Linked DNA regions of Homo sapiens: all the other regions are linked to region 3. A link is an interaction called in ENCODE POLR2A ChIA-PET data of the cell type or tissue named here. Cell type or tissue: CD4-positive, alpha-beta T cell. All regions are shown on one strand. Each heading gives the region's core, and the rest is flanking DNA. Links, peaks and the distances in the headings are about the cores only. Region 1 overlaps NIPAL3 (NIPA like domain containing 3). Region 2 overlaps RCAN3 (RCAN family member 3). Region 3 has its middle 15 kb from the start of RCAN3AS.

The links. Peaks named below come from ENCODE experiments on the same cell type or tissue, not always from the same donor. Only the 100,000 strongest peaks of a DNase experiment are listed, where the experiment ranks them.
Region 1: POLR2A ChIA-PET joins it to region 3 with 5 read pairs; 10 of 35 experiments call an interaction of 5 or more read pairs at or near these places.
Region 2: POLR2A ChIA-PET joins it to region 3 with 5 read pairs; 9 of 35 experiments call an interaction of 5 or more read pairs at or near these places.

What each region holds. Positions count from the first base shown.
Region 1 is chr1:24,428,833-24,433,832 of GRCh38, reverse strand. All of the region lies in intron 2 of NIPAL3 (NIPA like domain containing 3), which reads right to left. Among named protein-coding and RNA genes, the nearest start is that of NIPAL3, 16 kb to the right of the region's middle. In CD4-positive, alpha-beta T cell, for the core only: no CTCF peak of the experiment used is centred there; no DNase peak of the experiment used is centred there.
Region 2 is chr1:24,534,600-24,545,493 of GRCh38, reverse strand. It overlaps RCAN3 (RCAN family member 3), which reads right to left. Exons shown (of 5, transcript NM_013441.4): 5 at 4,454-10,401. The coding sequence ends at 10,217. NCMAP-DT (NCMAP divergent transcript) reads left to right here. Exons shown (of 3, transcript NR_109781.1): 3 at 5,618-6,220. Among named protein-coding and RNA genes, the nearest start is that of NCMAP-DT, 16 kb to the left of the region's middle. RefSeq lists enhancers at 4,141-4,435, 8,946-9,035, 8,862-9,511, 9,512-10,163, 10,138-10,197 and 1 more. In CD4-positive, alpha-beta T cell, for the core only: a CTCF peak has its summit at 3,303 (motif pointing left); DNase peaks (open chromatin) are centred at 3,323 and 4,303.
Region 3 is chr1:24,483,139-24,492,410 of GRCh38, reverse strand. No RefSeq gene overlaps it. Among named protein-coding and RNA genes, the nearest start is that of RCAN3AS, 15 kb to the left of the region's middle. In CD4-positive, alpha-beta T cell, for the core only: a CTCF peak has its summit at 5,884; DNase peaks (open chromatin) are centred at 4,020, 5,940 and 8,070; H3K4me3 peaks cover 1,133 bases; H3K27ac peaks cover 2,352 bases.

The sequences.
Region 1 (5,000 bases), core at 1-5,000, 55 kb after region 3:
ATAGTTCCCATCTCTCTCCCCCACCCATTATGCTATTATTGTCACAGATTTCTTAATTCCTTTTAAAACTTAATCATCCAATATGGGTAGACAGAATTCTGCCTTCCTTTCATTTGGAAATTATATCTAACTGGAGCCTCCATGTCTCTCTTTTCCTTCCCAATCAATAAAAGGAACTCAGTTTATGTTTCCTGAATAAGTGACTTAATCTAAGCACAAATAAATGGCAATAATTGAGAGAGTGCTCAGAAAAAGGTGGAATGTCAAAGGAGGAATTTACTCTGGGCACAAGACCTGAACTACTTGGCTTAATATTATGTGGCAAAGGCAGTATGGAAGGACTATAGCTAAAATTTAGGCTCTCAGACTTCCAGCCTGAGGTTTTTTTACATGCCTGGCCTCCTCTTCCAACCTTCACATGGCACCTGGCCTGAGGCAGAGCATACCCAACCCCCTCAACCCATTTGTGGCCTGAAGAGGACTGCAGAAGGCAACCTACAACGTACAGTATCTTGTGGAAACTAAGAGGACATCGTAATCCTAAGGAACTGCTCCAGCACAATAAGTGTGTGGAGTGTGGTTATTCAGAGGTTAGGTTCTAGAGTCAGGCAGACCTCACCTTGAATCCAGCCTCTGTCCTTCATGACACTGTGACTCGGACATATCTTTGGGCATTTGTTTCCTCAACTGTAAAATGGAGTTATTAACGGTACTTACTCCTCAGGGCAGCTGCAAGAATGAAACAAGATAAACCCATGGAAGTAACAAAGCACGATTCCTAGCACAAGTCAGAGGGTTTACGGATACAGATTTCTTTACTATGGGGCTTCTCAGAGCCTTCAATAAATATTAGCTATCATAGTTAGAGTCATCCATCATTAACAATAGGGCATCGTGAGAACTTCCTACGTGTTAGGCACATGCCAGTGGGAGGTGATCGGGTTTACTAGAGAGAGCTCAGCCTTTGGAAACTGACAGACTAGCCTTGTTGTAAAGATTAGAGATGATGACGACAATGATAATCATAAACTAACATTTATCAAGCACTTACTATGTGCCAAGTATTACTCTAAGTACTTTAAACGTATTAACTCATTTAATCCTCATAACAACCTTTTAAGGCAGGTACTATTATCATCTAATTTTACAGTGAGGAAGCTGAGGCACAGAGGATAAGAGATAGCTAGTAAGTGGCTGAAGAAGGATGGGAACCCAGGTAGTCTGACCCCAGAGCCCATGCTCAGAATTATTATGTCAAACTATATAATATATAAAGCTCTATAACAGGCCTGGAACAGGGTAGGTATTGAATAAATAGTAGCTATTATTAGGAGTTGGGGAATTGGTTCTTGACCCAGTGACTCCCAGGCTAGTGCAGAATACAGACACTAAAAATATTACAATCTGGCCGGGCGCGATGGCTCACACCTGTAATCCCAGCACTTTGGGAGGTTGAGGCGGGCAGATCACCTGAGGTTGGGAGTTCGAGACCAGCCTGACAAACATGGAGAAACCCTGTCTCTACTAGAAATACAAAATTAGCCGGGCATGGTGGCACACGCCTGTAATTCCAGCTACTCGGGAGGCTGAGGCAGGAGAATCACTAACCCGGAAGGCGGAGACTGCAGTGAGCCGAGGTTGTGCCATTGCCCTCCAGCCTAGGCAACAAGAGCGAAACTCCATCTCAAAAATATATATATATAATCTATTAGAGATGGGCACAAGAAGTACAGAGAAGGGAGGAATGGCACTCCAGTCACTTGTTCCTTCAGTGCCTAGTTTGTGCCATGCCCTGTCCTTGTCCTCACATAACATACATTGAACTGACTACGTAATCACATTGTGGTTAGGGCTACACAGGAAAGGCACAGGGTACTCTACGTGACAGGGACCTGATCTAGTGTGTGTGTTGTGGGGTGGTCAAGGAAGACATCTCTGAAGAATGATTTCTGAAGGGAGGGCTGAAGACCTGGAGTGGTGGGGGTGGGGTGCAGAAAGCTGTTCCACAACGCATAGGAAGCTCCGGGGGTGGGAACCAGCAAGTACTTTTGAGGAAGAGAAAGATGGCTGGTGTAAGGGAAAAAGACTCAGGGAAAAATGGGATCGGGGAACTGACTAAAGGCAACCCCCTTTAATTCAGTTTTAAAAGGGGTCCAGGGAAGATGGAAAGAAACCAGAGAAGCCCTATTCCAAGACATTGGACCTGGCCTTGGAGATGACAGGGAGGCTCTGAGTGATGTTATTAGGACTATGTTTCTAAAAGAGAAATTATTTCACTTGAACACTTAAAGGTCATAAAATAAATTTTAAAAAGATAGAAATCAGGGTTGCAAGGACCAGAAGGCCATCTTCTTTGGACTGGGGCCAGAGATTTTCTTCCACAAGGTGATACTGACAGTCTTAGGGGACTTGATCACCTATCTTCATGTCCTTCCATGTTCTTTGCCAGCTTTTCGTATGTTCCGCTTTCTCATTTCACCTTTCACGGCAGTTTTTTCCCGTTTGATCAAAGAAAGGCTTGTCCTTCATTTACCTTAGAATCTTACTCTGGTACATTGCCAAGTTGTAAAACCACCAGGAAATCAAGGGGAATTCTGAAATTTTGTTTCCCACTTTTTTTAGTGATAATCAAGATGCTGTAACGCCCATCCCAAGAATGACTTTTCTTCCCTCTGTCATCCATATTCCTGTTAAGGCATGACACTGGAATGGGATAGTTTGGCCCTTGTTGGAATATTCCTAAGCCAGAGTCTGGTTTGACTGATGTTTGGAAAATAAGGACTAGCTTTGTTAATTAGGTTATATTCCAGATCTGTTACACAGATTGAATGAGCTAAATTTCCTGCTCTAAGCTTTGACAAAAATATATTCAAAGCTTGTTCTAAAATAAAATCATTTATACTTGAACTATATGTACAAATACTTATACATTATACTACATAATAAATGTAAAAATATATGTGCATTAAAGTACAGCATAAGCAAAGGAATAGTAAAAATAATATTTCAATTTCCCTGACCCTTTCTAGATATATCAGGTTAACACAAGGTGCCTTTAGGTGAAAAAAGTTACAGGCATAATCGACAATGCCCTTTTGGTAAACGTCACAGAAATTGTGAAAGCAAAACAAATCTTGTTGTTGTAATTAGGAGTGTCCAGTACTTTGCTTTGAACAAAAATGAAGGTGGCTCTGATTGTATCGTTAGCTGATGAAAATAGTTTATCATGATGTGACTTTTAGCATGTAACTTGGAAGGAGTTTAAAGAATTTAGTGATACTGGAGCCTAGCACGGTGGTTCATGCCTGTAATCTCAGCACTTTGGGAGGCCAAGGCGGGTGGATCACTTGAGGTCAGGAGTTCAGGAACAGCCTGGCCAACACGGTGAAACCCCATCTCTACCAAAAATACAAAAATTAGCCAGGTGTGGTGGCTGGCACCTGTAATCCTAGCTATTTGGAGGCTGAGGCAGGAGAATCACTTGAACCTGGGAGGTGGAGGTTGCAATGAGCTGAGATCGCGCCATTGCACTCCTGCACTCCAGCCTGGGCAACAAGAGTGAGACTCTGTCTCAAAAAAAAGGAAAAAAAAAAAAAAGAATTTAGTGATACTGCTATACCAACAGTCCTTCCATTCCAGGTACTTATACTAATGTGAATAAAGTTCTTAGCACTTTAGCTATGGGAAACAAAACTTGCAGTAGAATAGATGCTAAACTCTACCTCATTCTAGCAATCAGTAATATTTATCTTGAATACAGAAATTAATTTTTAAAGAAAGTCTTATTCTTCTCATTCAGATATTCATTTCTAATACTTTTTTTGCTTAATAATCATTGTAAAATTTTACACTGCATTAACAGCTTTCAGTCAATCATACCAATAAATAAACTCTTCTGAACCTCATATCCAAGGAAATTTTAATAAATGAAATTTGATTACCTATTCTACATCTTTTCTTATAGAGAAGTATGAAAAAATTTTCACTGGGAGGCCATCAGGCTGAGACAGCTGTAGGGCCTTGGGTTCCTATGTAAGCAAACTGAATTGCAATGTAACCAGTAAAATGATACTTAAGCACAACCAATCAAAGCATCAACTAACCTCTAACTAGGGACTTTCCTCCAATCAGACCCAAATAAAGCAAGCACCTATCTGTAGCCAATCAAGCCATTTCTTTGCTTTGCTTCTGCATTCAACCTATAAAAGTGTGCTGCTCAGGCCACTAAAGCGGAGCTCTCTGAACCTCTTCCGGTTCTGAGTGCCTGCCCAATTTTGGAATAAAATTCTGTGAGGGAAATAGAATGGAAATACAAATTCAAGGAGAAAAGGGAATGATGTAAAATTTTCAACACATAAAGAACAGCTTATATATTTTTCAGAAGGCTGATAGTGGGTACTGAATGGTCTTTATACCAAGGGCTTCAGTTAACAGTATCTAACAGTACTCAATACTGTTAGATAAATAAAAAATGCCAAGTTTAAATTTGCCAGAAATGGTTCAATACATTCTCCTGCCTCGGCCTCCTGAGTAGCTGGGACTACAGGCATGTGCCACCATGCCCAGCTAATTTTTTTGCATTTTTAGTAGAGACGGGGTTTCTCCATGTTGGCCAGGCTGGTCTCAAACTCCTGACCTCAGGTGATCTGCCCACCTCGGCCTTCCAAAGTGCTGGGATTACAGGGGTGAGCCACCATGCCCGGCCAATATTCAACCATTTTTGATGCATAAAGATGGTAGTTTCATATGGTTCCACCTATAACTGGTAGCTGCTATTTTATTTTTACCGCAAGAGACCAAGATGAGATGGCCTCAGATGAGTGGTTGACTAAATCCACGAGGATTTAGTCTGTCTTCACAGACTAGCCTGAGAATGTGTTAACTCACTACCATGGAAGTGCAGAGCTGCAGAAGGGCAGAGGGAGGCCACTGTGGCCACAGAGACAAGTCAGGGAGTGTGGCAGGGAAGGGTGGGACCCAGAAGTGAAAACTATAAACCT
Region 2 (10,894 bases), core at 2,392-7,391, 54 kb before region 3:
CTGATTACTTCTTTGAACCAAAAGGAAATGGTGAATCTAGAGTCAAACCACATGCAACGCTCTTCATTTGTAGCTCAGAGAAGAATGAATGATACAGTATATTTTTTTCCATCCATATGGGAGTACATTTAATAAAGAATTTTCATCTACATAATGTAGTAAAGTAAAAAAGAATCTGTTAACCCTTTAAAGTCTATCAAAAGGTGATATAAAGTCTCATAGTAAATCAGACTTATTATCCTTAATCAATTATCCTGCAATTATCCTTGATCAGTGTGCAATTATCTTGCACATTATCCTTGATCTGTGCAAGATGCCTCTTATGTTTGGAGATATATGTTTAATGTGTATCTTTTTATTTATATGTATTCTTGCAAAGTGCATTACTGTCTTTGTGCAGTACTTCACATAATGCAAATGTTAGATACATCTTCCTCCTTTTGGCACTCAGCTGTTTTCAAGATATATCCATGTGGCTGTGTATATGGCTACTCTTGCTGCATGGTTCTCCATAGTGTTCATTTTCCAGTTGCAAATACCAGTTTGTCTCCATAAATAATGGTGCAATGAACATCCTCAACATAGCTCTTTATGGCCCTGTGTGAGAATCCCTTTGGGATATTCTTGGGACATCTCTCTCTCTGTCTCATCTATCTCCAGGAGCAGAACTGCAGAGTCAGAGGTTTTGTTCTTACTTAGATGACCAAGGACTGCCAGTTTGTTCTTCAGAATGACTAAACTAGTCTATACTTCCACCAGTTTTATATCAGATTTCCTATATGCCCTCCCTCTGGCTATACTTGGCATTAATTGCTTTTACATTTTTGAGAATCCAATAGGTATAAATGGCATCTTGTCATTTTAATTTGCACTTTATCTGATTACTAGGTTTTAGTATTTCTTCATAGGCTCATTGTTTTCCTTTTCTGTCAATTACTTTTCATATCCTGTAGCCTATTTTTCTATTGGGCTGCTTTTCCTTGTCAATTTGCAGAATCTCTTTGCATTTTATAGTTATTTCCCCTGTGTTAGTGTCAGAGGTGTTCAAACCAGGGTGACTCCATCTTGAATAGGGGCTCAGTAAAATGAGGCTGAGACCTACTGGACTGCATTCCTAGGAGGTTAGGTGTACTTAGTCACAGGATATTTACAGTTAAGGGTACAAGTTAATAATGTTAATGTTAATGGGAAATAATAGACCCAGGAAATGTCCTGATGTCCCAATATCTTAAGAACAAAAGCATTTTTAGTTTAAGAATATGTTTCGCTTTAAAGATAATAATATAGATGCTTGTGGAAGACAGCAGTTACGCAAAGATTAACAGTCCTTTGTCACAAACCTTTGTAGTAGAGCACATCTCCGCCATGATTTTTGCTTTATCTTATATATAAACAAGCATTGTATCTTAGGCAGGCACGTTCCCCCTTGTGCTTTTGGGAACGCCCTACTCTGTTTATGGAGTATCTATTCTTTCACTCCTTTACTTTACTTTCTTTTCTTTTCTTTTACTTGAGACACAGTTTCACTCTGTCATCCAGGCTGGAGTGCAGTGGCACAATCTCGGCTCACTGCAACCTCCGCCTCCTGGGTTCAAGCGATTCTCCTGTCTCAGCCTCCCAGGTAGCTGGGACTACAGGTGCGCACCACCACGCCTGGCTAATTTTTGTATTTTTAGTAGAGACGGAGTTTCATCATGTTGGCCAGGCTGGTCTCGAACTCCTGATCTCAAATGATCCACCTGCCTCAGCTTCCCAAAGTGCTAGGATTACAGGCGTGAGCCACCATGCCTGGCCCATTCCTTTACTTTCTTAATAAACTTGCTTTTACTCAGCTAGGCACGGTGGCTCACGCCTGTAATCCCAGCACTTTGGGAGGCTGAGGTGGGTGGATCACCTGAGGTCCAGAGTGCGAGACCAGCCTGACCAACATGGAGAAACCCCGTCTGTACTAAAAATACAAAATTAGCCGGGCGTGGTGGTGTATGCCTGTAATCCTAGCTATTCGGGGGGGCTGAGCAGGAGAATCGCTTGAACCTGGGAGGCGGAGGTTGCAGTGAGCCGAGATCACACCATTGCACTCCAGCCTTGGCAACAAGAGTGAAACTCCGTCTCAAAAAAATAAAAATAAATAAAATAAACTTGCTTTCGCTCTACTCTGTGGACTCATTCCGAATTCTTTCTTGCATGAGATCTAAAAATGCCCTGTAGGGGTCTGGATCAGGGCCCTTTCCGGTAACATCAGGACTGCAAATATTTCTCCCTATTGTGTGAACATTTTCATGGCATTCTTCATTGAACATGAATCATTGATTTTGATGTAACCAATTAGAATTCTTACCTTATAGCTTATGCTTTTAAAGTTTTATGAAGTCTCTCCCTGCCTCTAGGTCACAATGATATTCTCCCACAATTTGTTCTATTAGTAATTTTACATTCTAGATTTAGGTCTTTAACTTTTAATTTTCAGCATTTAACTTTTCCAAACATTTCGGACCACAAACTTTTCCCAAGTAACTTACTTTGAAATACCTTACTGAAATATCTAATCTACAAATTGCTTACATTTATACTTTCTATGTCTCAGAAGACCCGGGGAAGCTTGGCAAGATGAGATCTTTCCTGTGTGTGCAAGAATTTTAATCTTTTCTTCTTCTAGATTAGAACATTTTAATGTGTTCATTGAGGGCAGGAACATAGTGGTGGCTCACTCCTGCCCTTTAAACATACTTCTCAGTGATAATAGGACTCTGATACATCTGATACATACATTGTATGCGTTTAACTTGAAGCCAGTCTATTAGGTAAATTACTTAAATCTTGATTCTTGTATTTCCTACTCTGCATTAAAAATTTTGTTTTTGGCCGGGTGCAGTGGCTCGTGCCTGTAATCCCAGCACTTTGGGAGGCTGAGGTGGATGGATCACCTGAGGTCAGGAGTTCAAGACCAGCCTGGCCAACATGGTGAAACTTGTTTCTACTAAAAATACAAAAATTAGCCAGGCATGATGGCGTGCGCCTGCAGTCCCAGTTACTCGAGAGGCTGAGGCAGGAGAATTGCTTGAACCCGGGAGGCAGAGGCTGCAGTGAGGTGAGATTGCGCCACTGCACTCCAGCCTAGGCAACAGATTGAAACTTGGTCTCAGAAAAAAAATTTGTTTGTGTGTGTGTTTTGTCCTAGGTTCTTTGCAGTGGTTTTCCAATTTTCTGTTTTAGCCAAGGAATCCTTAGCTCAAGTGGAAAACATGCTAGGACCTTTAGGTATAGCAAATAATAGGAGAGTTGAAGCAGGAGTGAAAGGCCCCAGGAACCTGGAAGCATGGCGCCCCCTGGAGGCAGCCCCACAGAACACAGCTTGGAAAAACTTCAAAGTGGAAATGTCCTCAGCGACTCCGCTTTAGTTTTTTAAAAACAAAAAAGGCCAGGTTCGGTGGCTCATGCCTGTAATCTCAGCACTTTGGGAGGCCAAGGCAAGTGGACCGCCTGAGATCAGGAATTAGAGACCAGCCTGGGCAACATAGGGAAACCCTGTCTCCACAGAAAATACAAAAATTAGCCGGGTGTGGTGGTGCACACTTGTCATCCTAGCTACTTCGGAGACTGAGTTGGGAGGTTGGGGCTGCAGTGAACTGTGTTCATGCCACTGCACTCCAGCCTAGGCGACAGAGCAAGACCTTGTCTCAAAAACAAAACAATATCAAGAACCTTTTTATCCAGATACATTTATCCAGAAAAATTAGATTTTGGTGTAACAAAGTAGTGGAGTGTGGTAGAAAGAATGTCAAGAAATGGGTTCTAGTCCCAGGTCCATGACCATCCAGATGTGTGCATTTGGCAATGCCTCTGGGGCCACTTTCTTGTAAAGGTGTGTTGGGGGTGGGGTTGGGATGGAGGAGGAAGTGGAGGGAGGCAGGGGCAATAGAGGGGTGTGTCTGGGTCTGTTCTGCTGAGCTCTCACAGGGGTTGAACTCAGGTCCCCATTCTTCCCCCAGCCCCTTGAAAAGGAGCAGCTTTGTTTACCTTTCCTTTTTGTAATAGTTTTACATTGGCTTTGTGTAAGATTTCATTTGAACAAAGAGCAGAGTCCTATGGCTTAAAAATAAGTATTCGAAATCCCACTGCACTAGATAACCTCTACTGTCATTTATAGTTCCACATTTTGGAGATTTTTTTTTTTTAACCGAGACAAAAAGTAAGTCTTTACCCGGAATAAATCATTTTTAACCAAAGGGGAAACCAGGGTAAAAGGTTTCTTGGGGAAGAGCTGAAAGTGCAGTGGTTATTTACAGAGTGAGCAGTGACTCACCACCTTGAACTCTGGCACTGCACGGCATTAATGTTCAACAGGACTCTTGTGAAAGGAACAAACACAATATTGCACTTCTCTGTCTTATTAGCTAAATGTAAGTGATGCGTATTGAAAATACTACACACAAAAAAACTCAACTCAATGGACTGATTTAAAAATAGTTACTAACTTTATTTGTATTCGTTTTAAAAACAGAACTTGTTACAGGTAATCACGAAGCTTCCAAAAAAAAATTACATTCTGCTTTTGTCATCTTGATAGGACAAGGAATGTTTAGATGTCCTTAAAACACAGGGTAAAGTTGACAAATAACAAACTACTACAAACTATGGATTGTCACTTCAAGCACACTAAAATGTGGAATACATGTACATAAATTACTGACCAGTTTTTTGCAATACAAAGAGTATGCACTACAGCTTATATACCATAAAGGTAACATGCCCCAAAATATAACAGAAGATCACAAACACGTTCGGAGAAAATAATAACTTTGACTCTTGGGTTCAATTAAGATTGAAGTGAAATGATTGGGAAAGTTTTCTGAAACTTGAAGGGCACGCACATTATAGCAGAACCGTCAATCAACAATCACGTGGGGTTGAAAAGCAGCAAGAAGAATATGGCACGGTAACAGGGGTAACCACCTTTCTCTCTCCTCAGTCCCCAATTTGAGTTAGGAAGATTGAGGACTAAACAGAAAACAGTATTTAAAAACATGTATTATCTGCATAGATAGAAATCTTCCATTACGATGAGAGTGAACATTCGGTCAAAGCTATGCAGGAGTGCCAAGAGTCTGCAGGATATGATTCTGTTTCAAAAGGAAATATATAGGTTTACATCCAGACAGACCACATAACGAATTTAGTGAAAGATCTTTACGCTGTTATTTAAGTGGGTAGAGACGCTGACTCAGCCCCAGGTTAGTTCTTGACCTTGGCTAAAAACTCTACTTTGAACGTGATGATTTTTATAATCTTTGTCAGTGAACCCAGCAGTTGTTGCTTTCAGTTGTCTTATGGATTGTACATTTGGTAATAAGAAAACAGTCTCCAAATGATTAACATTTTCCCCTGATTCACAATGAAACAACGGCATTCTGACGAAGATGATCCATACACCGAGGGGAGTTTAAAAGACAAATAAGTATTCAGCGAATTGTAGGACAAGGTTCATAAATCTTTTAAAACTTTTTAAATAGTGAGTTTCTGTAACATGGACTTACAGCTCCAGCTAGGAAGCAACTATTGCCCCATCTTTTGTTCCTTTATATTGTCACCCCAATTATAAATAATTTGTTTCTTTTAGTACAGGAAGATATAAATGCAAATGTGCAAAAAAAGGAAGAAGGAAAGATGGACCAAGTTCACCTGTTTGGTACGTACAGGGTCCACAGCTCTGCAGAAAGGGGAGAAACCTGGTAGACAGAGGGCCTGACGCACCATAGCATTGAGCACATTTTCCACTGCTTAATTATGTGTGAGATTTTCCCTTTTAAAATAAATCTATGGTCTGTGAAATAGTCTGTATAAAAATATGAAGCCTTGAATAGGCCAGTCATAGCAGTTCCGTCTTGAATAGAACTCAATTTTACAAGCACGGAGTGAGAGTATCATTCCACTGCAAACTCTTTTATTTCCACAACATATTAGATCTCATTCTGCTTTAGTAGAGTTACCTCTTAAGTACGACTATTAGTCATTTCATTAATATGAAAATCTGGGAAGGCCCACATAAAATACCAACATAATTGCTGGCTACCAAGATAAAATTATTTAGGCAGATTCCAGCCCCAATGGTTCAATGATAACAAAACTACAAAACATGGGACATCAAATTCATTAATAAAATTATTAAGTCACCTCTTCCATCGAATGATGAGATTTTTCTTATTCACTGTTTCCCATCAGGGAAAAAAGAATCCTCCCACCTCATGCCTTTTTTTTTTTCTGATGCCAGGAATTAGTATTCATTGCCTCTTTAAGAGGCCAATGCAAAAAAAGGTAGAAAAAGCCCTAGCCCAGGAGTTGGGATTGCCAGTTGTAGTCCCTGGGTTGCCTTGCTGGGGGTGCCTAAGTCAGTGCCATAACCTCAGTTTTTCTAATCTGTGTAACATGGGGATAGAGTATATGATTTCCAAGGTCACTTTCACCTCTGTGATTGAGCCTCTAAGAAAGCCAAATCTTTTCACTTTGTAATCATGACATTTTTAAAAGATGGAGTTAATATGAATGGGAAACTTTTTTTTTTTTGAGCCAGGGACTTGCTATGTTGCCCAGGCTGGTCTTGAACTCCTGAACTCAAGTGATCCTCTCACCTCAGCCTCTCAAATAGCTGAGACTACAGGCACACACCACTGCACCTGGCTAAAGACTATATTCTTAAAGAATAAAAGTACTGCACTTCACCTCTATCTCCTGGTATCTCTTCAATTCAAACACACCATTAATGACTACAATATTTTATTTAAGGCCGGGCGCAGTGGCTCACGCCTGGTTAATCCCAGCACTTTGGGAGGCCAAGGCAGGCGGATCACTAGGTCAGGAGATCGAGACCATCCTGGCTAACGTGGTGAAACCCCGTCTCTACTTATAAAAAAAAAAAAAAAAAAAATTAGCCGGGCGTGGGAGCGGGCGCCTGTAGTCCCAGCTACTTGGGAGGCTGAGGCAGGAGAATGGCGTGAACCCGGGAGGCGGAGCTTGCAGTGAGCCGAGATCACGCGGCTGCGCTCCAGCCTGGGCGACAGAGTGAGACTCTGTCTCAAAATAAATAAATAAATAAATAAAAATAAAAAATAAAAAATATTTTATTTAAACCTTTATGTTGAACTTAAAAGTTCCTTGAAGCTTTGCTTTGGCTCTTAATTACTGGTATGTTTTTGAGTACAACATTTTGAAGAAGCAGAATGTGAAAAGACTAATTTGCTTTCCAGCTGAGTTTTAGTTCTCGAAGGCAATGGAACTGTTGCTATCCACTTCTGCCTCTTAGTACCTTAAACCTCAGAGATGCTCACTGGAACACTTTTTACATGGATTTGTCTTTGGTTTCATCAGGTGAGTGTGCTACAAAAATCTAGAACCTAAGAGCCAATGCAGCGTCGGTTCTGTGACTATCCTTGTTAAGTGTTACGGTTTTCTAATCCTTCACAAATGTTTTTTTCCCAACACAAAGCACCATTATCTTTCCTCACAATTTTCAACATAGTTTGATTCCCATGAAGAGGTTATGATTTCTAAAGAAAACATGGCTACTATACTATCAATCAGGGTTAAATCTTTTTTTTTTGAGACGGAGTTTCGCTCTTGTTGCCGAGGCTGGAGTGCGATGGCGTGATCTCGGCTCACCGCAACCTCCGTCTCCCGGTTCAGGAAATTCTCCTGCCTCAGCCTCCCAAGTAGCTGGGATTACAGGCATGTGCCACCATGCCAGGCTAATTTTGTATTTTTTAAGTAGAGACAGGATTTCACCATGTTGGTCAGGCTGGTCTTGAACTCCTGACCTCAGGTGGATCCACCCACCTTGGCCTCCCAAAGTGCTGGGATTATGGTGTGAGCCACCACACCTGGTCCTATCAGGGTTAAATCCAAGTAATAACTCAATTTCAAAAAAATTGCAGAAAAGCCTATTAAAAGAAAAAAAAAACCATGAGACTTATCTCTTGTAAATTTGTTACATGAACTAGATATTAAACAGCCAAAAAAGGACAGCGATGATAGTATCTGTTAAGATCCTGGTTCATTTCACAATATGAAAAAGTTGATGGGTACTTAGTAGCTTTTTTAAAAAAATTCATTTTATTATATTATACTAGAAAAATGAAAATATTAATACTTTCCATTCAGAAAAGCTTAAATGACTCGTCTCTAATTTTGGTTTAAAGTTTTCTTCAATTTATTCAAGGCTCTCAAAAAAAAAATAGAAAAGCACTGTAATTTGCACTGCTTGACTGTAAAATGTTTTATGTGTTAGGAATAGAATATTCTTTAATGGGCAGGCAGAGAATGAAAGCCAAGCCAAATAACAAAATCTCATGGGTTTTGATCACTTAGAAAATTACAGTGAATCAATATTACCTAAAAGGAAATTCAAAAAATTCCCAATTGTTGATAATACATGTCTCCTGGCATACAGGGTCCATCTTGCAGTAAAAAATGGGCACAATGCTGAGTTCAGAACTGCAGAGTAAATTTATTGGGTGGTTGTCGGTTAAAATGACAAATGATGATCTGAATTCAATACATTAAATTGCTGATAGAATTGCAAATTTCAACTGAATTTACATTGAGGCCTAGCAGTGGTAGTTGGCTACAACTGGAACAGTTTATCACCTCAGGGTATTTGAGGGCAAGGAAGATACAGAAAAAAAAAAAATTAGGGGTATGCAACACAGTTTAAGTGCTCAGAAATAAATTTTACCACAGTGAGAACGAAACCACAATGACATGTTACTAACACTGTGCAGACGTCATGGTTGAATGCCTGCGTTCTGTTCCTTCCTGGTGGCAGCCGCCTTGGTTCATTAGTTCTCATGTTTGCAGCTCCTTCACATGCCCCGGAGCTTCCCAAGTGTGCCACTCAAAGGAAACAGCACAGTGAGTGGAGGCCAGCAGACCCACCCGGCCCAAAACAGAGCCTTCTCAGTTATGAGACTTTTCTACAGAAGGGACTTCAAAGTCTAAACAGACCAGAGAGAGTTAAAAAGATCCTGCTGCTTCTTAGGGAAGTTCAAAGGTACATTCTGACACCTAAGTGGGAAACAATTCTGTTTTAGGAAAAGTGCCAACTGCAATCCGGGTACAAAATTTCAACAAAAAGAAAAGTAAAACTGAATGATCTCCCCCTCATTCCCTAATTCATAGAAAAATAGTAGGTGTGACTTTTGTTTCAAAGCAAGCTGAAAAATGGTTAAATGGACAATTTACAAATGGTCTTCAGAAAACCTTATCATTACCTTTTCTAGTTGAAAGTCCATGAATGACATACATAAACGTACACATCATAGCCAAAAAACTCAAGAACTAGTGGTTAACAAGATACTGGAAAAGGTGAAGGATAAAAACTGGTGAATGAAGGTAGCTGGGTGGTCTACAGGCTAGAACACGGTCACGAACGGCAGAATGCAGTAGCCACCTGCGATCCTAATCATTCAAGCTTACTGGTGATACGTCCCACTTCTAAAGTGGCCGTCCTTCCTGGGCAGCCATGTCTGGAGGGCGCCACATCAGGAATGAGGGCCTGTGCATTGCTTTGTCCCAAATTCCAGATAAGAGCAACATGTGGGTGGATCTGTGTCGTAAGACTCATCCTCAAAGTGGATTTGGCATTTCTTCCCCAAAGCTAATTGAACAAATACTTGAGAACCATGATTTCTATGAATTATTCTGTATTTCTGGTTTCTTTTCCTGCAAAAAATTTCATGTATACTGAGTAACAACCTTTGATCGATTTATTAATTAGAAGCTATTTATACCAGTAGAAAAATACCCACAAACAATTAAAATTATAAGACTATTTTTAAATTCATAAAAATGGTACTGTACTGGGTGTGACTACATTTCCAGTTTTTGGTGTCTCATGTGATACAGAATCAGGAGGACTTACATGGCTGGAGGGGAGGGGAGCTGTTTTCCTAATTTGTTACTATTTAAAAATGGTTAAGGGTGGCCACATCTTGGGGGCTTCTCCTTTAATGTAAAGTCCCTTTTGGAATATCACTTAAAATCTGGGACAGGTCAAATCAGCTGCTACTCTACACGACCGTGTCTGCAGTACAGGCGTGGTGAGAAGACCTATACCTCACTCGGCAGAGTCTCACCTATGCTGTTCGCAGCAACGCATCGGCCGCAGGCACAGAGCGCCATGGCCAGAGCCCACCAGGGCAGCCGCCTCGCACCACAACCAAGGGCCTCACAGCGCGCAATCAAAGGTCTGGGGCTCATTCAACGCTGCGGTCGGAGGGTCGGGGCGCCTCGTCTGGGCAATTTTCTGTTTGGGGTTTTTTGTCTCTTCTTCCTCTTCAGTTTCACTTTCACAGACATGAACCACCACGCTGGGTGTCGACTCTGTTCCCGCGTGAAGTTCATATTTCTCTCCTGCAGAGGCAAACAAAATAACCATGACAAAAGCATCACTTCCAGCAAAAAGAACTCTTTTGTCCCTTGCAACTTTTTGTTCTACTCCTATTTTAATGGGTGATTCTTGTTCTTTAAATCTTTAAATACTATGTTAGAGTATTTTATCTTGTTTTGGTGTTAAAGATTTGATACTTTAAGGCTTGTATAAAATGTTGTTTCAGTACTGAAGTCTTGGGAGTTAAAATGCAAATGCTAATTATTGTTTTATGAATAATATGAGTTAATCTGTTTAATTAATTAATTTATTTATTTGAGATGGAGTCTCGCTCTGTCGGCAGGCTGGAGTGCAGTGGCACGATCTCGGCTCACTCCAACTTCTGCCTCCCAGGTTCAAGCGATTCTCCTGCCTTAGCCTCCCGAGTAGTTGGGACTACAGGTGTGTGCCACCACGCCCAGCTAATTTTTGTATTTTCAGTCGAGATGGTTTTTTTTTTTCTTTTTTTTGAGATGG
Region 3 (9,272 bases), core at 3,297-8,296:
TGATCTAGCTGTTAATAGAAATGGTTTTATTATCTGGAAGGGAATGTTGGTACACATATTTCCAAATACTTTTCAGAAAGGTTGTATCAATTTCTACCTGCCTCCTCCCAGCCCCCGCCCCCGCCTCGACTCTGCCCCCTTTCCACAATCTCACCAAAGCTGCAGGCATTTTCCTTGAAAGTCTTCACATCTTCAGAACACTCGGGCTCCCATCCTGCTCGCGCTACTAACTACAAGTGGCTGTTTAACATCGAGCAAACCTCACATTCTTTAAGCCTGGCTCTCTTCAGCTCAGTGGAAATAAGTGGTACTGCCCTTCTAAGATGGTTTGGGGGCTCAAATGAACCGTTTGTGACAGCACCTAGAAAAGTATAAACTTTCAATAACAAGGTTGGCAATCAGTAACTATTGCATTTTCATTAAAAAGAAACATGTCTTAAAAAAAAAAAAAGACACTCTTGCATAATTTTGAAGATCGGGCATGGAAATATGTCTTCAGCATGTTTGCAAGCCTGGATGCTGGGTGAGATTTCATCTTGCAGTGTTGCTCTAAATTAGAAAGACTCAATCCCATTTGCCCAAAGATTCGGAAGCTGCTGAATTAACTACAGATCCGTTATCTTCGAGGGCATCAGTACTTACGGGTCCACACTGGAAGGAGCTGCTCTTTAAACGTTGCAATCCTGGAATTTGGGGGGAGGAGATATTATTTCCTGATTAACTTCAGCTGCAGATGGTGAAAAATAAGAGCTAGATGGCCATAATCAGAAGGAAGAAGGGGCAGGCAGAGAGCAAAGGAGAAAATGGAACATTAAAAATGGGCAGCGGCTTGAGCAGCCCACCGATTCAAATGAGTCTGAGTTTTCTCAAGTGTCCATCAGGGTTTAGTGAAGAGACAGAAATCACATTAGTGAGTTAAACAGAAAGAATTTAATATAAAGAATTGTTGGCCAGGAGCAGTGGCTTGTGCCTGTAATCCTAGAATTTTGGGAGGCCCAGGCAAGAGACTATCCCTCAAGGCCAGGAGTTCGAGACCAGCCTTGGCAACAGACACCCCATCTCTGCGAAAAAAAAATTTTAATTAGCCAGGTGTGGTGGCGTGTATGGGTAGTCCTGGCCATTCAGAAGGCTGAGGTATGAAGATTCCGTACACCCAGGAGTTCAAGGTTGCAATGAGCTGTGATCGTACCACTGCACTGCAGCCTGGGCAACAGAGTGAGATCTCCTCTCAAACAAGAAAAAAGAATTTGTTACTTAGACATAAAGCTATTACCAGAGTAACTGAACAGGTAAAACTCGAAAGAATCATGGTGGTAGCAACTTTAGAGAGCTATGTCCATTCCTAGTGTGTCCAGAATTGGTGGGTTCTTGGTCTCGCTGACTTCAACATGACTTCAGGAATGAAGCCGCAGACCCTCGTGGTGTTACAGTTCTTAAAGATGGTACGACCGGAGTTTTTTCCTTCTGGTGGGTTCACGGTCTCACTGACTTCAAGAGTGAAGCTGCAGACCTTCACCATGAGGCTTCAGCTCATAAAAACAGCACGTCCAGAGTTCTTCATTCCTTCAGGTGGGTTCGTGGACTCACTGGCTTCAAAAGTGAAGCTACAAACCTTCGTGGTGAGTGTTACAGCTCACAAGGTCACTGCCAACCCAAACAGTGAGCAGTAACAAGAACAGCCAAACAACAAAGGCTCCACAATCAGTAACCAGACCCAATCTGATTGCCACTGTCCCTTTGGGCAGTCTGCTTTTATTCCCTTATTTGGCCCCACCCACATCCTGCTGATTGGTTCATTTTACAGAGAGCTGATTGGTCCGTTTTACAGAGAGCTGATTGGTCAGTTTTGACAGCGTGCTGATTGGTGCATTTACAATCCCTGAGCTAGACACAGAGTGCTGATTGGTGCATCCACAAACCCCAAGCTAGACAGAGTGCTGATTGGTGCATATACAATCCTCCAGCTAGTCATAACAGTTCTGCAAGCCCCCACCCAACTCAGGAGCCCAGCTGGCTTCGCCTAGTGGATCCCGTGCCAGAGCTGTTCGCCAGTCCTGCCGATGCGCGCCTGCACTCCTCAGCCCTTGGGTGGTTGATGGGACGGGGCACGGCGGAGCAGGGGGCGGTGCCCGTCGGGGAGGTTTGGGCAGTGTGGAAGCCCACAGGGGGAGAGGGGTTCAGGCATGGCGGGCTGCAGGTCCCTAGCTCTGCCCTGTGGAGAGGTGGCTGAGGCCCTGTGAGAATTTGAGTGCGGGGTGGGTGGGTCGGCACTGCTGGGGGACCCGGTGCACCCTCCACAGCTGCTGGCCCGGGTGCCAAGTCCCTCATTGCCTCGGGCCAGCTGCTCTGAGTGCGAGCGCCTGCGAGCGCCGCGCACAGCCCTGACTCCTGCCCGTGCTTCTCCCTCCACACCTCCTGGCAAGCAGAGGGAGCCAGCTCCCACCTCGGCCAGCCCAGAGAGGGGCTCCCACAGTGCAGCGATGGGCTGAAGGGCTCCTCAAGCGTGGCCAGAGTGAACGCCGAGGCCAGGGAGGCACTGAGAGCCAGCGAGGGCTGCTAACACATTGTCACCTCTCACTAGGACCAAGGGAACCAAAGGAAGAGGTTGTAATGATTAAACTTTAGAAGAGGTGATTCAGACATGAAAAGGAAGTACCTGTGCTACAACTTGGATGAACCTTGAAAGTATTATGCTAAGTCAAAAAAGTCAATCACCAAAGCCCATATATTATTTCATTCCTAGGAAAATCCAGAATAGGGAACTCTATAAAGACAGAAGGTAGATTGGTGCTTGCCAGGGGCTAGGAGTTAAAGGGTACCAGGAAGTGACAAAGAGTATAGGGTTTCTTTTTTAATTGTGGTAAAATACACCTAACATCAAATTTACTCTTTTCACTATTTTTAAGCATACAATTCAGTGGTATTAAGTAGATTTTCACTGATGTAATAATTAGAGCCTCTTCCTTGGTTCCCTTGGTCTTAGGAATGGACATAGCTCTCTATAGTTGCTGCCTCCATGGTTTTTTAGAGCGTTTACCTGTTCAGTTACCCAGGTAATACTTTATGACTAGGTAACAATTTTTTTCTTCTTTGAGAGGAGGTTTCACTCTGTTTCCCAGGCTGCAGTGCAGTGGTGCCATCACAGCTCACTGCAACCTCAAACTCCATCCATCTCCAGAACACTTTTCATCTTGCAAACCTGAAACTCTGTACCCATGAAACCCTGGACCCATTGACTTCGCAGTTCCCTCTCCCCTCTCCCCCAGCCCCTGGTAGCTGCCATTCTACTTTCTGTCTCTATAAATTTGATCCTCTAGGTACCTCATATAAGAGGAGTCACATAATATTTGTCCTCTTGAGACTGGCTGATCGGACTTGGCCTGATATCTTCAAGGTTCATCTATGCTGTAGCATGGGTCAGGATTTACTACTTTTTTTTTTTTGAGATGGAGTCTCGCTCTGTCACCCAGGCTGGAGTGCAGTGGCGCGATTTTGACTCACTGCAAGCTCCCCCTCCTGGGTTCACGCCATTCTCCTGCCTCAGCCTCCTGAGTAGCTGGGACTACAGACGCCTGCCACCACACCCGGCTAATTTTTTTTTGTATTTGTAGTAGAGACTGGGTTTCACTGTGTTAGCCAGGATGGTCTCGATCTCCTGACCTCGTGATCTGCCCGCCTCGGCCTCCCAAAGTGCTGGGATTATAGGCGTGAGCCACTGTGCCAGGCCAATTTCCTTCATTTTTAGGGCTGAATGATATTCCATTATGTGAAGAGACCACATTCCCTTTATCAACTGATAGGCACTTAGCTTGCTTCCATACTTTGGCAATCATGAATAATGCTGCTGCAAATGTGGGTGTACAAATACCTGTCTGAGACCATGCTGATATGGTTTGGCTGTGACCCCCACGCAGATCTCATCTTGAACTGTAGCTCCCATAATTCCCACGTGTCATGGGAGGGACGCAGTGAGAGGTAATTGAATCACCGGTGCGGTTCTTTCCCATGCTGTTCTCTTGGTAATGAATAAGTCTCACAAGATCTGATGGTTTTATAAATGGGAATTCCCCCGCACAAGCGCTCTCTTGCCTGCCACTATGTAAAATGTGACTTTGCTTCTCATTTGCTTTCTGCCATGACTGTGAGGCCTCCCCAGCCATGTGGAACTGTGAGTCAATTAAACCTCTTTACTTTATAAATTACCCAGTCTCAGGTATGTCTTTATTAGCAGCATGAGAACAGACTAATATGCCTGCTTTCACTTTTTTTGTGTGTATAAATAACTCAGAAGAAGAATTGCTGGATCATGTGATAATTCTATTTTTAAATGTTTTTTGGACTTGCACTTATTTATTTATTATTTTTGAGATGGAGTCTCGCTCTGTTGCCCAGGTGGGAGTGCAGTGGCACATCTTGGCTCACTGCAGCCTCCACCTCCCAGGTTCAAGCATTCTTGTGCCTCAGCCTCCCGGGTAGCTGGGATTACAGGCATATGCCACCACACCCAGCTAATTTTTGTATTTTTAGTAGAGCTGGGGTTTCACATGTTGGCCAGGCTGGTCTTGAACTCCTGACCTCAAGTGATCTGCCCACCTTGGCCTCCCAAAGTGCTAGGATTAAAAGCGTGAGCCACTGCGCCCGGCCTATTTTTAATTTTTAAAGAAACCACCATACTGTTTTCCACAGTGGTTGCATCATTTTCTTTCTTCCTTTCTTTCCTTTCTTTCCCTTCCTTCCCTTCCTTCCCTTCCTTTCTTCCTTCCTTTCCTTCTTTCCTTTCCTTCCCTTCCTTTCTTCCTTCCTTTCCTTCCTTTCCTTTCCCCTTCCTTCCTTCCCTCCCTCCCCCGCCCTCTTTTTTTCTTTCTTTCTTTCTTTCGAGATGGAGTCCTGCTCTGTCACCCAGGCTGGAGTGCAGTGGCGCTGCAACCTCCGCCTCCCGAGTTCAAGCGATTCTCCTGCCTCAGCCTCCTGAGTAAGTGGGATTACAGGTGCATGCCAGCACGCCCGGCTAATTTTTGTATTTTTAGTAGAGATGGGGTTTTACCATGTCGGTCAGGCTGGTATCGAACTCCTGACCTCGTGATCCACCCGCCTTGGCATCATTTTGATTCCCACCAGTGGTGCAGAAGAGTTCCCAGCTTCTGTACATCGTCTCCAACACTCGTTATTTTATTTTCCTGTATTCTTTTGAATTGATGAACATATTCTAAAATTAGCTGTGGTGATGCATATATTTGTGATATACTAAAACCACTGGATTGCACACTTTAAGTGAATAAATTGTATAGTATGCGAATTATATATAGAAAACAGTTTTTTAAAAAGAAAAGTAAGAGGAGGGGGCCCTGTGGACCTGGGACATAGACCTCTGAGGAAGGAGAGCTGTTGTCTTGGGTTGGGGGAGGTTCTGTGAAGCTGGTCGTGCAAGAATTGGAAAGAATCGCAAAACTAGATTCAGCTGCTGCTACGCTAGAGTAAAGTTGTGTTCCTGGGGTGATGTGTGTAGGAACAGGAAGTAGATAAGAAAGAGCAAGTCCTTTCTTCCTCCTCCAGCCTCAGTTGCCCTCACAGGCCCCTCACAGGGAGCAGCTGGTAAAGCAGAGAGATGGTTTGGAGAGTTCCAGCTCCAGCAATAGGTTTGGAGCTGAGAGAAAATAGCTCCAGCAATAGGTTTGTTCCAAAGCCACCAATAGGTTTGGAGCTGAGAGAAAATAGCTTAAGAACTTGCACTTGATCTTGGCAACTAAGAAGGCTTCAGCAGGAATCAGACTGGTTTTGTCATCTCAGAGGCCCCAAGAGGGTCTTCAAAAAGATACCCACAAATTTGGAGGTACAGTTAAACTTGTAAATGTTCGTTGAGAAGTGGATCGATATCTTTGGAATAGTAATCCCCCTCCCTCCCTGTTGTGTCCAAAATGTAGCCTCAAGACCCACATGAAAGGCAGGAAGCTACAAGGGAGGCACAAAGCTCTTTGCCTCCTGCCTGGTGGCTGCATCTCTACTTACACTGCTTCATGGCTTAAAGAAAAATAGTAACAACAGCTAACATTATTGGCCGGGTGCGGTGGCTTATGCCTTTAATCCCAACACTTTGGGAGGCTGAGGCGGGCGGATCACAAGGTCAGGAGTTCGAGACCAGCCTGGCCAACATGGTGAAACCCCTCCTCTACTAAAAATACAAAAAAAAAAAAAATTAGCCGGGCATGGTGGCAGGCTTACAGTAGCTGTAATCCCAACTACTTGGGAGGCTGAGGCAAGAAGAATCGCTTGAACCCGGGAGGCGGAGGTTGCATGTGCCATGATCGCGCCATTGCACTCCAGCCCAGGCAACAGTGTGAGACTCCGTCTCAAGAAATACAAAACAAAACAAAACAAACAAAAAAACCCAGCTAATATTATTGAGGTCTTACCATGTGCGAGGCATTGTTCTATATTCAGTTCTTATAAACACTTACAAGGAAGGGAGTATTACTATCCCAGTTTTACAGATGAGGAAACAGAGGCCCAGAGGGGTTATGTACTTTCTCAAAGTCATCTCAGAGAGTGAACGCCAGAGCCTGGCACCCTTTGCCACGATGCCATGCTGCCTCCCAGAGTCCTGCCCTGTGCTTGTTATGACTTGACAGGCCACGTGGTCTTCCTTTTACCTATGCTGCAGGCAGCATCCCAAAAGATCTAGATGACACTGAAAACCCACCTATGCCTGGGAATTGAACAATGAGAACACTTGGACACAGGGTGGGAACATCACACACCGGGGCCTGTCAGGGGTGGGGGGCTGGGGGAGCGATAGCATTAGGAGAAATACCTAATGTAAATGACGAGTTGACGGGTGCAGCAAACCAACATGGCACATGTATACCTATGTAACAAACCTGCACGTTGTGCACATGTACCCTATAACTTAAAAGTATAATATATTAAAAAAAAAAAAAGAAAACCCACCTATGCCATCAAACCAGAGATCATGGTGAATGGTCCTGCTGCAATACACGTAGCCCCTTGAATGGTTTCAAATGCTGCCAGCATTTGCCTTGATGTCGCTGTGGCCTGACGGGCTGGATTGACATCCTCCTCTCAGAATGCAATGGGGTACTTGGTGAAGACCTGAATCAAAATTCTGGACTGGGCATGATGGTTCACACCTGCAATCCCAGTACCTTGGGAGGCCAAGATGGGAAGATTGCATGAGGCCAGGAGTTTGAGACCAGCCTGGGCAACATAGGGAGACCTCACCTATAGAAAAAAAGTTTAAAATTAAAAAATTAGCTGGCATGGTGCTGACCACCTGTCTACTCTAGAGGATCGCTTGAGCCCAGGAGTTAGAGGTTGCAGTGAGCTATGATTGCACCACTGCACTCCAACCTGGGCAATGGAGCGAGACCTTGGCCCCCACCCCCACCGCCCCCGCCAAAAAAGAAAATCTGAAGCTGAAAAAAATCTACCATTTGAAATGTTTTTCTTTCCTTTCTTTTTCTTTGACAGAGTCTCACTCTGTTGCCCAGGCTGGAGTGTAGTGGCGCAATCATAGCTCACTTTAACCTCCAAGTCCTGGGCTCTAGCTGTCCTCCCACCTCAGCCTCTCAGGTAGCTGAGACTATAGGTGTGAGCCACCTCACCCGGCTAGCTTTTTATTTTTTATAGAAACAGGGTCTCGCTATGTTTTCAGGCTGGTCTCAAATTCCTGGCCTCAAGTGATCCTCCTGCCTCAGCCTCCCCAAAGTGCTGGGATTATAGGCCTGAGCCACCTTGCCTGGCCTGAAATAGTTTTTGATGTTAAGGGTGAAGACTTGAGTTGCCTGAGTTCTGGGAGGGCCAGCTCTGTGGGGCTCTTTGAGAAAGGAGATGTAAGTTAAGTTCTTGAGGAAAGACTTGGGCCCAATGGAATGCAACAGGTCTAGCTTCTCTGGTACTTGGAGAGTCCTAGTGGAGGGAAAGAGAGCTGCCCTTGAGCCATGAAGGCTTACACGGATGGGGGATTGGTGAGGGGAACCCTGCTCATTAAGTCTTCTGAGGTTAGGCATGGCCTGTAGGCTCACACGGAGCCATTTCCAGGGGCTGCTGAGGGCCTGTGCCCTGTCTTGTGGGGAAAACCCACGGTGGAAGGCAGAGCAGGTGGGGAACCCCTGGCAGTGGGAGGTGAGCAGCAGGGGGCTGCCGTGTGCTGGTCTTGAGGGGCAACAATAGCTGAGCAAGATGAGAAAACCCAAGAGATGTTGCAGAGTACACGGTATGCTCAAAGCATTCCCTGAGACTGTCTCCAAAAAACAGAAGATGGGGATGGGGGAGAGAAAATGTCACATTAAGGTGGGCTAATTTCCAGCTATTAGAACCTTGTGATGTAATCATCTGATAGAAAAAGGAAAAGCATTATTAGCCAAAGTCATGGTTTGGTGAGGCCTGAGACATAAGGGTCCAATTGAAATATAAATTAGACAAACTTTTTTTTTCTCTGTTGCCCAGGCTGGAGTACAGTGGTGTGATCTTATCTCACCGCAACCTCCGCCTCCCTGGTTTAAGCGATTCTTCTGCCTCAGCCTCCCTAGTAGCTGGGATTACAGGCGCATGCCACCACACCTGGCTAATGTTTGTACTTTTAGTAGAGACTGGGTTTTGCCATGTTGGTCACACTGATCTGGAACTCCTGATCTCAGGTGATCTGCCTGCCTTGGCCTCCCAAAGTGCTGCTATTACAGGTGTAAGCCACCGTGCCCGGCCAAATTAGACATTTATCCAAGTGGGACATTCGACCAATCAGGCTGTTGGTGTCAGGTGATTTGGCTTGAAGTGAATTGACTCAGAGCCCTACCATCTGTGTATCTCTCTTTTACTTCAAAGGTTTCCCATGCGGTGCTGAGCTTTTTCTTGATTTACAAGTCTTTGATTTTTCAAAAGGCAGCAGTGTATTGCAGGTGCCCACAGAGCAGCAGAGTCTATTTTCCTTCTTTCTTTGAATCACCGTAACTTATTTTGATGGAAACTGATGCCTACAACTTTTAGGAACGTGCTCTTTCTCTTAGATGAGGCATGTCTTGAGCTGGATTCAGAGCAGCTTTCACACTAAGAACCTACCAGTTTGTTACTTTTAGTCCAAAGAAGTGGGCATCGCCTGAATGTCCTGGAAAGGCCCCCGCTGGACAGATATCCAGGGCCTGCTTCCTGGGCACTGTGGACTGTGCAGGGGCACAGCGCCCCACACTCTAAAGGGCCTCACACTTGGTTTAAATGCCCTGCATTTATCATCTTGAAATCCTTAACAATCTCATCTCTGA